2 separate regions of the Mus musculus genome follow, and region 2 is linked to region 1. Evidence: chromatin loops called from intact Hi-C (ENCODE). Cell type or tissue: left cerebral cortex. All regions are shown on one strand.

Region 1 (8,000 bases):
CCTCCTCCCATTGATGGCTGACTAGGCCTTCCTCTGCTACATATGCAGCTAGAGCCACGAGCTCTGGGGGATACTGGTTAGTTCATATTGTTGTAGAGCTCCTATAGGGTTGCAGACCCCTTCAGCTCCTTGGGTGCTTTCTCTAGCTCCTCCATTGGGGGCCCTGTGTTCCATCCAATTGATGACTGTGAGCATCCACTTCTGTGTTTGCCAGGCACTGCCATAGCCTCACAAGAGACAGTACACTGTGGAGGAGCGTTGATAGTCCTTTTCCTGATCGTAGAGGAAAGATCCCTGATACTTTCTTACCTTTTTATTTTTAGAGACAGGGGCTCATGTAGTCCAGGCTGGCCTTGAACTTCTGAACTCCTGGTCTCCATGGCCACCACTTGTCAGGCACTGGTGTTACAGGCATGTGTCACCATGACTTCTTTAAGCAGTGCTGAGGATTGAGCCTTTCATACAAGCGAGGCGAGCACTTTACCAGCTGAGCTACATCCTAGGCTCCAAAGTATATATTATTCATATTAAGATGGGCCCATACTATGATATTAATGGGTTTCTATTGGCACAACTCTTGAATTATTGAACAAATCCCTCTAATTTGTGATGCATTATTTCTTAATGTAATGTTGGACTCTGCTAATATTTAGAAAATTCCCAATGGTATTTGTCAATGGTATTTGTCTGTATATGTTTTTTTACACTGACTTCCTCTTGTTTCCACATAGATATTATATTTGCTCTATAAAATTAGGATGTCTCCTTCCTTTTTTTTTTTTGTGCTCTGAAATACCTCAGAGCATTGGAATATCTGATCTTTGATACATTGATAGGGATGGTAGATTTCTTGTTTAGGTTCTTTTGTGGGGGGATAATTCTTCGATACATGTCTGTAATTGTGTAATATATATTCCTTCCACACCTGCTGGTACGTGCTTCTTAGGGCCTTCATTTCGGGGAGACTCCTGTGTCATTTAAACTTATATTAAGTAAACTTGTATAGTTTGATTTGTTTATTTATTTATATTTGTCTTGCTTATGAGCCCATGTATGATGAAGAGTTTCACCCCCCCCTAAGATTTCTTTTGAAGCCCACCACAGTGATACTGGGTGCCCAGAGGCACTTAAGGATTTATCCTTGCTGGGGTTTGTCACAAAGGGCAGTTGGGAGTAGGACGCTGCTGTCCTTCAGAATGGCCCAGACAAGCAGCTGCCTGCATTTACACACTCAGCATGTGCTTTCTGATATCAGTCGGGCACAATCCCAGATACTGGGTGCTATGGTTGATGGAACTAAGCAGCGAATTCCGACAAAATCAGAGACCGTGCAACAGGTCTGTGGGAGGCTTCCTAAAGGGAGGGGTAAAGGGAAACAGCTGCCTCTGGGAGAAGGAAGGGAAGTGGGGAGGAAAAGTGAGGCATTTTAATTAGGGCTGTGGCACATGTGCAGGAGGAGAGGCTATAGAGGACGAGCGGCAGAGGCAACAATGGGAATATGTCATCTCTGGAGAGCTAGTGATGACCGGTCTTGCTGTCACCAGGGACCCCGGGGCTGACCATGAAGGTGCCTGATGGTCCAGGTCCTTCAGGGCTGGCAGTGGAGATGCCTGACTGCTAACGGTGGTGAGTGTGAAAGGTTCCCTGAAGTCTCATGTGCTTGAACACTTAATCCCCAGCAGGGCCAATAGCCTGGCCCCGGAGGGTTGGGTCACACAAGGAGGGCTTTAAGGGTATATCCACTCCTGGCTCTGACCTATACTCTGTTTCCTGTTATCTAGGTGCTATAAGCTCACCCTTGTCCCCACACCGTTTCTCCAGGCCTCCATATCTGCCCTGTAAGATGGACTGAAATGTCCTTGAGTGGTGACCCCAAATATACCTTTACTTTCCTAAATTGCTCCTGTCTGCTAGTTTGTCACAGTGATGGAAAAGATAAAACACAGGAACCCCTCATCGAGTGGAGGACAGAGGATTATGTGTCACCAGTTCGTAGGTTCTCTCCTTCGACTAAGCAGGGTAGGGCTGAGGGTATTAAGGAGCCAGCAGGGTGCTGTAGGTGGGGAAGGAATGTTGTAGATGGTAGTAGTTGGTCCTAAAAAGGGCAGTCACAAGCTGTGGTCAGATTCAGGTACCCCTACAATCCCTGTATACCAAAGGCGGTGCTGCTGACCCAGCACCAGAAGTCTCTGTTGCTTCTCTGCCTTCCTGGCCAATTGATGACTCTCCCCAAACACTCATGTTACATAGATTGCCACGATGCTGATGCAGTGGGCCAAGAAGTGAACAAGACAGAGACTTCATCACCCATACAGCACTCACAGAGTGACAGGGAAGAGATGCAGAGAGCAGATGCCTCAATTTAATATACTCAGCTCTGGGAAAGGCATGTCATGCCACTTGGAGGTGGATGGGGCAGGGTGTTGGTAGAGGTGGTGAGTAGTGCATTGTGGGAACATCCTGGAGTCTGAAGAGGACTTCTGCTGACAGTCACCAGGTAGTTACTGAGACTGAAGAGCTGTTTGGAGGACCGTGTGGTCCCAGGTATCTCCAGGAATCGCAGAGGCTGGAGCTGGACAGAAGTTGGAACCAGGCTTGGGGTACATTAAGGCCTGGGACTTCATCCTGTCTGTCCAGCCAGAGGCCTGGGAACTAGTACCTGCAGTGAGGTTCCAAGTGTGAACAACTGGACTCTTCTTGCAATATTATTACTGAAACCTTGAGAAAGGTTTGGGATTTAAGAACCAAAATATGAATTGCATACAAGATTATCAAAGAAATCATCAAAACTGCCAAATATCTAGCAATGGGGCAGAGGGGTGTTTTTCTTTAGAAGTGTAATAGTAACTTTTATTTGCCAGATGTACTTGTCATCTCAGAGGCTTGCTGCTGAATAAGCCCACCCTTTCTAGTTCTCTCTGAACTCTGGCTGGCTGGTTCAACTCAGCTGTTCTGGCTCAAACTCCTCTCCTAGCTGACTGATTGAAACTGGCTCCTCTCAGCTTTTGACTGAACTGCTCTGCTTGGAACGACTGCTTCATGAACTGAACTGCACTGACTACGCTGTCTGCACAAGATGAACAGAACGGCACAAACTCCACTGAACTCCACTGCACTGAACGGAACTCCACTGGACTCCACCGCATTGCCTGAACTTAACTGACGTCTCAATTACTCATCACTTTTCAAACACTGATGCTTCTTTCTACTAACCAACCTTACCTCCATTATTTATGATTAAGGGTGTGTGTACTGAGGCCCTGTCTGTATTCTACTCAGAGGAATTAAAGTTATGTTTATATTCCGGCCAGATCATACAGACCCAGAAGGTCTTTGGATATGATCTCTTGCCAGAGCAGCCATGTTACTGGATTAAAATTCCCCTACAAGAAGTATCTTTATAGCTTGGGGTGTGGCTCGGTGACAGTGCCTGTCTAGCATATTTGAAGCCTGGGGTTTGATCCCTAGCAAGATTTTCTTTTTTTAAAAAAATATAAGATAGCATAATAAAAGCATTAGAAATGTTTTCAGATAATTCCCAGTGAGGCAGTGAAAGGGGGTTTAAAAGGACAACTTTATATTTAAAAGTGTGAAAGGAAGCCTGTCTTAGGCCACTAGGGTTCTGGATTCTCTTTGGATAGTGAGGCAGTCCATGGTTGTGTGTCCCTGCCCCGCCCCCTTTTCAGTTTCCCCAGGTATGTGGCTCTGTATTAGTTTTCTGGTCCCTGCCCTTAAACAGACTCCTTCATCGCCTGTGCTCTGACCACGCTGCTCTGGCTTCCTCAGTGTTCTTTAAGCAGGCTGAGGACCTGTTCCTGCCTCAGGACCAACCTCCGAGCCAGCTGCTTTGTATCTGGGTCAGCCTCACAGAAGTTGCGTGCAGGGTCATTGCAATACGCGTGGTCAGCGATCACACGGTTGTTGCAGCAGGAAGCAGTTCAGCGCCTGATGGGGAAGCAAGGTCAGAGGACAGGGAGACCAATTTCTCCTGAAACCTTTGGAGTATCATTGTCCCACATCCTCCAGAATGCAACCCCAGGTGAATGTTGCACACCTCTGAGTTGTACAAATCGTGAGTGTCCCAGGTCAGGAGAAACACACGCCAGGGTTAGATTGGCGGGAACTCTGAAAACCCAGTGGCGGGCCACGGTGGTGGAAGGGATGTTCTGGAATGTGGGCAGGGTTGCTGGGAAGCCCTCCAAGGGTCTGTGTTCCAGCTTGATAACTTTCTTTCGCTGCTTGATTTACCTTTTCATGAAAGTATCTCGAAAGGCAAAACAATCGAAGGGGGAGGGGCTTTCTTCCTTGCCACGCCCTCACCTGCTTTGGAAGGATAAACCAAAGGATCATCAGATGACTAGAGAATTGAGGACAATAAAAACACTGCGTGCTTGCCTTCATCTGGAGTACTGTAGCATTTTGCTGTCTGCCACCAGGTGGCGGCAGAGTACCACAGTTTGACCCAACGACCCAGGGTGGGGATGCGGGGGAGACATAACAGGACCCAGTGACAGGGAAATGCCTGATCTACCCGAAGCTCCTGCTGTCACTCATAACACATTTTTTTTTAAGTGAGAAATGAAATAGAAAACAGGTTTCATCCTATGCCTTCCTAGGTGGACCCCATGATCTAACTGTTCCAGGCCCTCTGTGCTTTTCACGGCAGAAAACACCCTGGTCCCATCTCCCGACTCACTTCTTCAAATTTACCTGCATTTGGGAGCTCCCAGATAGAGACTTTACCTTATCAGTTTTGTTAATTTAGACAATTGCCAAAGTTGTCCATCAGGCCCTGATGTGTGTAAGTCTATGGTGTAAATTGCTGAGAGTCCTTAGCGATGTGGGCATGCTACTGCACACACACACACACACACACACACACACACACACACACACACACACCAGGGGCTGGGACCCACCCGATGCGGAGTGCAGGAGGCATTGTGTCCTGATGATGCTGTACCTTTGTTACCAGCGATTTGCTTTGATTGTGTGTGTGTGTGTGTGTGTGTGTGTGTGTGTGTGTGTGTGTATGTCAGAGGTCAGAGATTGATAGTCACTCATAGGCTGTACTGGCTGGACATCGGGTCCCTCAGGAGCCTGTTGTGTCTCCTTACTGCTCTGCTGGGTTTACAGGCCTGCCCTGCCATACTGTCACCCTGGGGCTTTTAATGGGCCCTGAGGATAGGACCCAGGTGCTCAGGCCTGCAATGCAAGTCCTTTATTAGATGAGCCATCTCTCGTGTTCATGAATCAATTTTTAGTAATAATTGTATCCAACATTGTTTCCTGCAGGGGATTCAGAGCTGGGTGCCACACACCATGGGCTTGGGCTGTCCCCACGGGAGATTACACACCCAACCCTCTGGTGAAGCCACCAGGACACAGTAAAGGGCTGTGGTCATTTTTTTAAAGACCAGTGTCCCTCTGGAGTCAGTGAGGTGGTGACATTCCACAGCTCTTTTCCTTCCGTGTTCTCTTCACTAGGAACCAGGGCTAGCTTGGGGGCATGGGAAGGAAGCTGCCTCTCTCGCTGACTGGGAGATGAATGTATTCCCTTCAGCTTCTCTGGTGGAATGGTCTGTACAATTCTCCTAGGGACTCAGACCTGCAGGCAGCTGCATTCAGTCTGGGCCCTTTTAATTAGCAGTTCAGCGTCCTTGGCCCACTGCCCTCTGGAGGATCCAAGCCTGTTTCCTTAACAACAACAACAACAATGGGAGGAGGAGGAGGAGGAGGAGGAGGAGGAGGAGGAGGAGGAGGAGGTTGCTGTGGCTGCTGTGGGGTCCCAGGTCTGTCAGATGGGAAAGGGTGGAGTGTGTGACCAGTGAGGGGCTCATCTTTGCAGAAGCAGGCGTTGTTCTTTCCAGCTTCAGGTTCTTGGAAGCAGACTTCGTGTGGGGAAGGTCCTGTATCTGCTGATGCCCTATAGCACGGACCAAATTCCTTTTACAAATGTTAGGAGCTGGGCAATGGTAGACGGTATGGAAGGATGCCAGGTCAAAGCTATTTAGCGGGTATCAAGGAGCATAGCGTGCTTGGGCTGGCTGCCTCTGGCTTCTTCTATTCCCTCCTGTGCCTGGGTTCCTCTGGCGGGTGTGTGGGAGTGAGGCACTCCCTATGGCTCAGCCAAGTGCCCCTGTACTGGCCAGGAAGAGACCTGTGTGAGGTGTGACCTCTGGCCCCAGCAGGGCTGGCTGCCCGAAAGAAAAGCTGAGGCCATGAGGAGAGAGTGGCATGGAGCTAACCACTGTGCCCACCCCTTCTGTGGTAGGAAACTGCAGGAGGGGTTTGCTGTAGTACACCTGGCCCGACACTCAGCAGCTGAGGGGTGTGTGTGTGTGTGTGTGTGTACACATGTGTGCATGCTGATGGCCATGCAGCCTGTCAGCCAGCCACAGTGGGCATGCACTGCCATTCTCCTGACATTACACAGCCCTGATTCTGATTAGCTTCCCAAATCTCATTTGCTCTTCTGTGCCCAATCTGAACTTGGGAGTCACAAGGGGAGAATTCTAGGAAACAATAGTCTAAATTTTAAGTCGACTCGGGGAATTCTACTGCATTCTTTTTATGCTGCCGTGTGTGTGTGTGTGTGTGTGTGTGTGTGTGTGTGTGTGTGTGTGTGTGTGTGAGTTACTCAATTACTCACCAGGCTGTTCCAGGGCTTATGTCTTTGGATTGTATGGTCTCCACTAAATGACTTGACAGACTCCTGGGTAGTCTATAAGCAGGGTCACTGTACTGCAACCAGCCTGACACTAGGGCTCCAGGATCTGAGCCTGCTCTTAGCCTCTGGGTTTGCCGAGTGGAGTCCCAGCCCTGACTCTGCCTGCAGTTGTAGTGTCCTCATCTGGAATGATCCTGTGGGTAGGGGAGGTCTATAAAACTCCTGACTCCTGCAGCTGCCCACCGGGAATCAGGAGCAGTTGTGACTTTTCTCTCCTTATTCCACCAGAGGGAGTCATATCTAGTGTTTGGTTTCTGAAGCCTGGGGTTTCCTTGAGAGAAAGCAAAGGAGGTGCTGGGGAGAGTTGAACACACACGCTGAAGCAATTAGCAATTAGAGATGTGTGCTTACAGTTCCTAGGTCACCTCCATCTGCCAAAGCCACCCTTTGCCTGCCAAGCTCACTGCGGTCACCGGAGTCAAGCGCTGTAGGGAGAGGCTGGCTTCCTGGCCCTCGTGTGTGCTACTCTGTCAATGTGGGACACCAAGAGTCCCCTCTCCAGTCTCAGAAAGGCCCTTTCTAACGAATCTCCATAAAATAACAACCACCAAATTTACTCCATGCTAAATGAAGAGGTTTTAAGTTGTGGTAGAAGATATGGAAACATAAAATGTTTACCACTTTAACCACTGGAAATTTAAAGTTGAGTGAAATACATTAAACATAATTTGCATTGCTGCATGTTGAACTTCATTCAGGACCTCCCATGGGCAAGATCAGTCTGCCGCTGAGCTGACTACCTGGCCCGAGCTGCTGTGTGTGCGTGTGCTTGTATGTGTTCCAGTGTTAAATGTATGGGTGGGCATGCACACATGGAGACGTGTGGAGGCCAGGGGTCGTATCAGCAAGTGTTCCCCTCAATTACTCTGCAGCTTATTTTTTGAGACAGGGCTCCTCAATGACCCTAGAGCTCATAGATTCAGCTAGACTGCTAGCCAACAAGCCCGAGGGATCCTCTCTCTTCACATCCCCAATGCTGGAAATAGACTTTTTACCTAGTGCCAGGGACAGAACCCAGGTCCATTATGCTTATGTGGCAAGCACCTTATTGGCTAAGTCTTCTCCCTCAGCCACCTTAGTTGTTTTTAAGTGAGAGGTTTAGTAACCAATGTAAAATACACAATTAACCCTCAGGGCTCACACAGTCTGCAGAGTCTTTAAAGAAGGGATCACTTCGTATCAGGGGACCGAAACCCTAGGAGTGCATTTGCATTCAACATTGGAGGAAGGTTATGTTTTCTGCGTGCCTTAACGTCTTGTTCATTAACAA
Region 2 (8,000 bases), 590 kb after region 1:
GCAGAATATCCTCCTGAAGCCACAAAAGTAAAAGCTATGTGAGAACCAAAGCCAGACGTGAAATCTGTCTACCACCTACATGAACACAGGGGAAGGTGGAGGTTAGGGTAGCACGGAAGAGCATAGAACTCCAGGCTTCTGATGGAGACTTCACTCAGGTCAAAGTCCTCAGGGTATGTATGTGTTCGTGTGTGCACAGGTACAAATGCACACATACACAGTCCATAATAAAATTCATTCAGCAGCTATGAACCGTACTGAGTAACAGCTCCTCACTAAGAACTGAAATTTTGGACAAGAAACACAGTGTTTTGATGCCTGATTCCTTTCCCCTGTATGCTGTACAGATTTTGATAGAAGGTGTCCTGGGACAAGGAAACACGGCTAGCATTGCCCTCTTTGAAATCAAGATGACAGCCGGCTACTGTATTGGTGAGTGAGTTTTGTGGTTGTGGCAGCGGAATGCAAATCTCTTCCTACGTCCACAGCCAGAAAGCAGTAAATCGATCCTGAAGGCTGAATGAGTCTCGGAGCATGATGCAAAATGCTAGCATTTGTTCTTTGCTAGGGTCACCTGAAGATGGGACATTGATCCTCCATCTTCCGTGTGGAAAGGCTCATTAGCATTTGCTCTAACTGGCTGGGTTAACAAGCAAAACCAACTTCTCCCTCGGGCGATGCTCTCTAACCCCACCCAGCTCTGATAAAAATAATTGCTGGTTTGCTGTGAACTCTGTGTGTGTGTGTGTGTGTGTGTGTGTGTGTGTGTGTGTGTGCCCTTTGCCAGAAGAGCAGACAATCTATCCTGTCATCTACTTTCTTGTTAAACTGCTGCTGCTGCTGCTGCTGCTGCTGCTGCTGCTGCTATCTTAATGATCTCTATTGTCACTTAGATCCTAGCTGGTGTAGGCAGGATCAATTGTCTACGTGACAGTTTTGAGAAGGCAGGAAGAGAGGATAGTCCCTGGTCCACGGGTGCCTGACTATTCCTCCTTAGACACCGGCCATTACACTTTACATGATGAGAGGCTGGTGTCTGCGAAGGTGCACATGGGAGGAACGGGTTCTTTGGGGGGCTGAGGCTGCGAGATCTGAGCAGACAGGTGCAGACCCCAGAGCTGAGTTGTCAGAACCCTCAGGGGGCTTCCTATAGAAACAGGACTCAGGGCAGGGAGCCTGGCTTTCTGGAATTATGAGGTAGGGAGGTGCTAGAGTTAGCCTGCAGGGGACAGGCATGCAGCTGTGGCTTCAAGATGATGGCAGTGGTGTCCATGAACTGGAAACAAGGAAATACAGATACATAGGACCTAGGAAAATCCCAGAAGAAACACGGATTTGTAGGGATTATAGAATGAGGACCTTAAACTGGGGGGTTGGGATCAGAGAGTAGAAAAGAAAAAAAAAAATCAGTAGATCTGAGAGACACCTCAGCATTGACAATATTTAGACTGGAGACTCAGCTGAAGTCAGTGAAGGGTTAATGCTGCTCCTGAACAAGGAGCCTACATGAATGCCCTGTGCTCTGGCTTCTATGTTTGGTCTTTCACTGATACCTCTAATGCAACGAAGAAAAAGAGACTAAAAAAAAAAAAAAGTACTTTATGTAGATGCAGAGAACTTCCATTCAGTCTCCTCCTTTGAGTAGTCTGGGTGCTGCCATTCCACACACAGAAGCAGTCAGACACATTTGGGGAGCTCCGCTGGATCAGTCCCTGACTGCATGTGCACGTGGGCACGTGCATGTATACACACACACACACACACACACACACACACTTGTCCTCATCGCCAGTAAAAAAAGAAAGAAAGAAAGAAAGAAAGAAAGAGAGAGAGAGAGAGAGAGGGAGGGAGGGAGGGAGGGAGGGAGGGAGGGAGGGAGGGAGGGAGAGAGAGAGAGAGAGAGAGAGAGAGAGAGAGAGAGAGAGAGAGAGAAAGAAAGAAAGAAAGAAAGAAAGAAAGAAAGACAGAAGCTGGTTCCCGTGATGGCTGAGAAGTAGAGTTAAGGGTGGTTGACAAAGTACTGGCACTGAAGTAACGTTCAGTTCTTGCCCCCAGATGATACGGTGGCTTCTGGTTTGGTTACAACAAAAAGGATGCCACACTGTCACCCTTCCTAGCTCTGTGTTCTCCTCTTCTCTTGGTTCCCCTTCAGTGCAATTGGATTCATAACACTGTCTATCTGGAGCGATGCTGGGGATTAAGTGAGTTCATAGAAGAAGCTTAGGCTGCTGCCTGGCACACTAAGGAGGATTTTGCTTTTTATTCCACTCCATGACAGCCCTTGGCACTACATGTTGAGCATCAGTTGGCAGATACTGCCGTGGTAATTTGAAAAAAAAAAAAGAAATTTTAAAATTTGTCAGTGCACGCTGACAACTGTCCCAGCTAGGATTCTGGTGGGAACGGGGTGGCTCTGTGGGGTGTGGGAGTGGAGGTGGGGATCCGCCTCTGTAATTTGAAGAAAGCCCATTGACATCAACCAGACCACAAAGCCTTGCAAAGTAAAAATGCCAACAGGTGCTGGCACAGTGACCAGAATTAGAGCCAGCTATGACTCATAACCTGCCATCTGGCTAGCCAAGGATGGTCAAGGCCATATTTGACCCTTCGCTTCCTAGCCAGGACAGGAAGAGGAATTACTAGCAAGTGGAAAGGGTGGTTGTATGGTCAAGACTTCTGGTTAGGCTGTTCCTTCTATAAAGGGCCATAGCTCACCATGGTAGTCTGGCAGTGATGGAGATGGGTTCTAAGCCTGATATCAACCTCTTTCCCCTCCCTTGGTGGAACCCAACAAGGGGGATGGAGCAGTAGAGAAGAATAGGACGGGAATCATCCTTTGTTTGATAATTGCAGGATTATGGGGTCAGCGGCTGAGTTATGTTTATAAATTCCCTGCTAAAAGAGTTTGTTGATGAGAAGCAATGTACAGAAGCAACACGACACCATTCCCAAGCACAGAGATTTTACTTCAGTCTTCCTCATCTCTAGGCAGGAGTTGCAGAAAGGCCCTGGTCCCAGTGTGCTCCTCTCCCACATACTCTCACTCGACTCTTACTCATCAGACAAGTGGGGGGGGGGGGTTTCAGCATCTTGGAAACGTGCCTCTGAGTTCTGGAAGTCTTGTTCGCCACAGAGAGATGGAGGGCTGGGCCATCAGGGAACAGAAAGGGTGGTGGAGAAAATGTCTAGAGCTGAGGAATAACTCTAAAATAGTACAGTAAAATAGACACATTAGAGCTGTGAACACAGGTCACTGGTAAAGTGCATGATGAACACATACAAGACCTTGGATGTAGCCCCGGGACCAAAACTTTGACCAATTGATTAATTTAGTAGGCTGACAAAAACTCATCAGCTAATATCAAGCATGGACATACTGAGAGCTGTACATGGCTAATAGGAGAACAACAAGCCACATGGCTAATAGGAGAAAGGGCTCAGAGAGGCAATGATGAATCAGAACATCGACTCATTACTGGATCTCTCTCCTTGCCCGATATTGTTCTGAATTTCTGGTCGATGGTTGAGAAAAAGAGCCCTTAGAATGACTAAGGTCAGAGTATGCAGTCAGTATGGGTGTCCCCCCCCCCCCCCGGTGTAACTGCAGCTCCATGAAATGTCTGTTTACGTCTCTTCCTCCAGAATGTGACTTTGAAGAAAACCATCTCTGTGGCTTTGTGAACCGCTGGAATCCCAATGTGAACTGGTTCGTGGGAGGAGGAACTGCGAAGAACACCCACTCCATCCTCCCACAGGATCACACCTTCAGGAGTGAGCACGGTGAGCCGACCACAAATGCAGTCTTCTTTCCAGGGTGAACGTTGCCTTCAACTCCCACTGCCTGGCTTTGGTCGACAGAATAAGGGGTGGGGACACAATGGAAGACCAGGTGGAAGAGGCAGGAGAGAGGGACAATCTATGAGACAGAAAACTGCAGACATAAGCTTGTATGTAGCTAAGGAAGCCACAGAGTGAGTCTTCGGCTCATCTATAACCTTGGCTGTTTTTACATTCCCATGAAATGTTTTACTTCTTATCTATTTGGCTGTTCTCATTTCTAAAGACAAGGCTGTCTTTATTAAAAATAGATCGCAGGGTGACCAGCCCTTAAGAATTTCCCATGAGACCACCAATGCTAATGATTATTCCTTCTGAAGGGTGCAATAGGGCCCCCTGGTGGCCAAGTACGCAAGCACTCTGCAAGGAAAATGCAGAGGCTCTCACAGCGAGGGCAGGAGAAAGTCCGAAGGTAGACCAGAGCAAGGGTGTCCTTCCTCCGGTGTCTCACTGGTCACATCTGGCCTTGGTAGTTTTGTAAATCACTATGTCTCCTCATCTCCAAGACAGAGCAGTCCCCCAGTCTGTGGTCTTTCCTAAGTATTGCGAAGATCCTGGCTTTCCTCGAAAGCGAACGTAAGGACATTGGATCCTTTGCATTTTCACTCCTGATACATCCTCACAGATAGTGAAGAGTCCATTCAGTTTTGATTATTTACTCATGACTGCGTGGACCCTTAGCTGGACACAAGGCAACTGTTTGTGGTTTCTTACTCTCTGTCCTTTACTGACTGCAGTTTCTCATTATCTAAATGTTTAAAAACATGTCTCCAACTTTATGTCCAGTGTATCCATTCTACAGGTCACTTGGGCTCTGGAGTCTACATCTTGACAACACCACTCTCTTTGTTAATACTCCCCCTCCTCCTTGTACCCAGAATCTCAGACTCAGTTTTCCACAAGGGCCAGATAGATTAAGCAGGTGGCCTTCGGACTAAGTGAGTGTGGCAAAATAGACAGTTGACACCTGTGCAGAGTGGTCATCTTTGATTACCTTGTATAAGAATGTAAGTCCACTTAATAAGTATTTGGATTTTTTCTTAAATTCAAAAAGAAGGGGATATTTAAAATTTTTTCAAATAATTAAAAAAAATAGTGAATATGTTTTAAAACAATATAAAGAAAATTACTATATGCACTGACAAAAGGTTAGCTAGCTCCTTTTCAGCCTCTATTTTACAGGCTTCTTTAAGACCTCACCTGCAGGAACTCAGCTCAGTGGTAAGAGAACTTGCCTAGCCTACACAAGATGCTGAACTTGTTCCCCAGCACAATAAACAACCCCTGCTGCCATGGAAACTTACTAAAGAAAGCATTTAATTGGGGGCTTTCTTACAGTTTCAGAAGTGAGTTCAAAACCATTGTGACAGATAGCATGGCAGCAGGCAGGCAGACAAGGTGCTAGAGGGTAGCTAAGAGCTTGCATCTGACGCACAATCCAGAGGAAGGAAGGACTGAGCCTAGCATGGAAAGTCCCCCTTGTCCTCCCCAGTGACATACCTCCTCCAACAAGACCTATCTTCTAATCCCTACCAAATAGTTCTACCAATTGGGACCAAGCTTTCAAACATATGAGTCTATGGGAGCCATTTTTCATCCAAACCACAACAACCACTCAACACACATATGCTCATCACACACACACACACACACACACACACACACACACTCCGTGCATGAACACCCATAAAGTCACCCTATTACTTAAATTGAAGCATAAAAAGATGAGCTCTAAAGATTCTAAAATATTTATCTAAGGAGTTCCGCCCACACGATACCAAAGGTTTGCCCAGTGTGACTCTTGCAGAAAAAGAAAACTACCAACACTCTAAAGAAGATAGAAATTGCCTCTCTTATTTCATTTGCCTTGTATTGGATATATTGATTTTTCTCTGCACTCTATCAATTTGGGTGGCAAAGGAAAGATTAAATGATCCAGATGTCTGCCTGCAGCAGCAGATTTTGCTCTCTGTGGACTCATCTCATGTTTGTTCATATACTGGAAGCAACTTAGGCCTTTGCTTTTGCTAAGAAGCAGAGACTCACACAGCTGAGATCAAGGGTGCCGAACACATTCCTGGGTCTTTGTGTGTAGAAAGGGAATGGTGAATATGTCATCTGCAAAATTCGGTGTTGTTATCAGACTTCTTTCATTAACTTGTATGTTTCTAACAGTTTTTCCCAGGCAGAGCTCTGGTTTTTTCCAATGGTGCTGTCCCCAACATCTTGTTAAATGATAGAACAGATACTGCACGAGGAATTATGAGATTTCCTTGAGATATGGAAGGGGACATGATTTTTTAACTTTTCTTCTTTGTTGATATTTTACGAAGCAAAACAAAATCATTTCAGGAGGTAGGTTGCTGACAGCACAGATCAGTACCGTTGGCACCTTGGCAAGAAGGGAGGTAATTGATGGAAAAATAATGAGGAGAATTCATTATTTTCCTGAGGCTTGAGGTATTAAAAAAACAAAACAAAACAAAACAAAAAACAAAAAGCAAGCTGCTCAGAATCCCACTCTGCAGGGAGCTGGACAAAGATTCAAAATCTAAAGTCAGATTAGAATGATTTTATTCTCCTAAAGCCCATGAGATGGATGAATCAGCTCTCCACAGTCAGGCCATTTTTCTCACTTGGGTTGGGATGAAGTTTGAGTGTCATCAGAACCTACTCATTCTCTCTGCATCAACCTGCTCAGGTCGTGGCACTGGCGCCCAGTGGGAGTGTGGCTTTGTTAATTTCCTCAGCATTGCCTGCACACATAGTCTGCTGAATAAACACACACACACACACACACACACACACACACACACACACCATGTATTCCTAGTCATCTTCACAGATCAACAGCCTCATTTCCAAGGATTAAGTGCAGCCAGGGCACAACTCCCACATTTCTCATGGGATGCAGATCTTCTCTCAGGCTCTTCCACAGAGCAGCGACAGCAGGGAGATATGCTTCATCTCTTCCTGTCTCTTTACTTTTCTCTTCTTTGGCTTTTCCCCACTCCTTGTACCGCTCTGGCTTCTTTGATGTTCTGGAGGCATAGTGGGGTTCAGAGCATAAAAGAAGGACAATGGACACGAAGCTTTACCTGACTGGTGTTGGTTAATCTTAGGTTGATGTCCTTAAACTGGAAATGGTAAAGTCTACTTCTCCCATGGCTGATGAGATTTGCACTCTACAGTTCCAAGAAAGAAATGATGCTCTTTCTGGCTGATCTTCTCTGAACCTCTACCAGCTTTTAGGGGTAATGGACTCATCTAGAACTTCTCTACCGCTCTTACCATGCAAATAGTCTTAAGAGGATTTTTCTGAAGTGCAGTAGCCCGCTTAGGCCAAGAGAAAACTCAATGTCTCTGCTCCATCAAACTCTGGAAAGTCATTGGCAACAAACTTTGTCCTCTCGGCTCTGTCTATCAGATTCTTTCCTCTCCCTGTGTGCAAGGAAGGCAAGCACCTCTCTCTGTACTCTACACACTTGCTTTTCACTGATCATGTTCTCTCTAGAACTCTAATCTAATCCAGGCTGACGAGATGGCTCATTGGGTAAAGTGCTTGTCATGCAAGCACGAGGGCTAGAGTTCAGATCCCTAGAACCCACATAAGCAGGGTGGTCCATTTCGAGATTCAGGGGATTAGCCAGAACAAGCTTGCTACCCAGGTCAGCTGTGTCAGCTCTGGGATCAACTGAGAGACTCTGCTTCAATGAATAAGGAGAAGGATATTGAGGAAGAGTCCTTGAAAAAGAAAAGGAAGAAGGAGGAGGAGGAGGAGGAGGAGGAGGAGGAGGAGGAGGAGGAGGAGAAGGAGAAGAAGAAGAAGAAGAAGAAGAAGAAGAAGAAGAAGAAGAAGAAGAAGAGAAGAAGAAGAAGAAGAAGAAGAAGAAGAAGAAGAAGAAGAAGAAGAAGAAGAAGAAGAAGAAGAAGAAGAAGAAGAAGAAGAAGAAGAAGAAGAAGAGAACAAGAATGCTGGGCAGTGGTGGAGCGCACCATTAATCCCAGCACTTGGGAGGCAGAGGCAGGGAGATTTCTGAGGTCAAGGCCAGCCTGGTCTACAGAATGAGTTCCAGGACAGCCAGGGCTACACAGAGAAACCCTGTCTCAAGGAGGAGGAGGAGGGGAAGAAGGAGGAGGAGGAGGAGGAGGAGGAGGAAGAG

Evidence for each region. A loop is a pair of places that touch in the nucleus more often than their neighbours do. Peaks named below come from ENCODE experiments on the same cell type or tissue, not always from the same donor. Only the 100,000 strongest peaks of a DNase experiment are listed, where the experiment ranks them.
Region 2: it touches region 1 in a loop (4-fold over the local background); 6 of 42 quality-filtered maps call a loop at or near these places.

The regions. Positions count from the first base shown.
Region 1 is chr19:23,958,151-23,966,150 of GRCm38, reverse strand. No RefSeq gene overlaps it. Among named protein-coding and RNA genes, the nearest start is that of Gm34076, 45 kb to the right of the region's middle. In left cerebral cortex, CTCF peaks have their summits at 4,435 (motif pointing right) and 6,939 (motif pointing right); DNase peaks (open chromatin) are centred at 4,451, 5,636 and 6,976.
Region 2 is chr19:23,369,698-23,377,697 of GRCm38, reverse strand. Mamdc2 (MAM domain containing 2) reads left to right here. Exons shown (of 14, transcript NM_174857.3): 4 at 348-432; 5 at 3,643-3,780. Among named protein-coding and RNA genes, the nearest start is that of Gm41821, 74 kb to the right of the region's middle. In left cerebral cortex, a CTCF peak has its summit at 4,181 (motif pointing left); DNase peaks (open chromatin) are centred at 2,686, 3,038, 3,803, 4,169 and 1 more place; H3K27ac peaks cover 925 bases.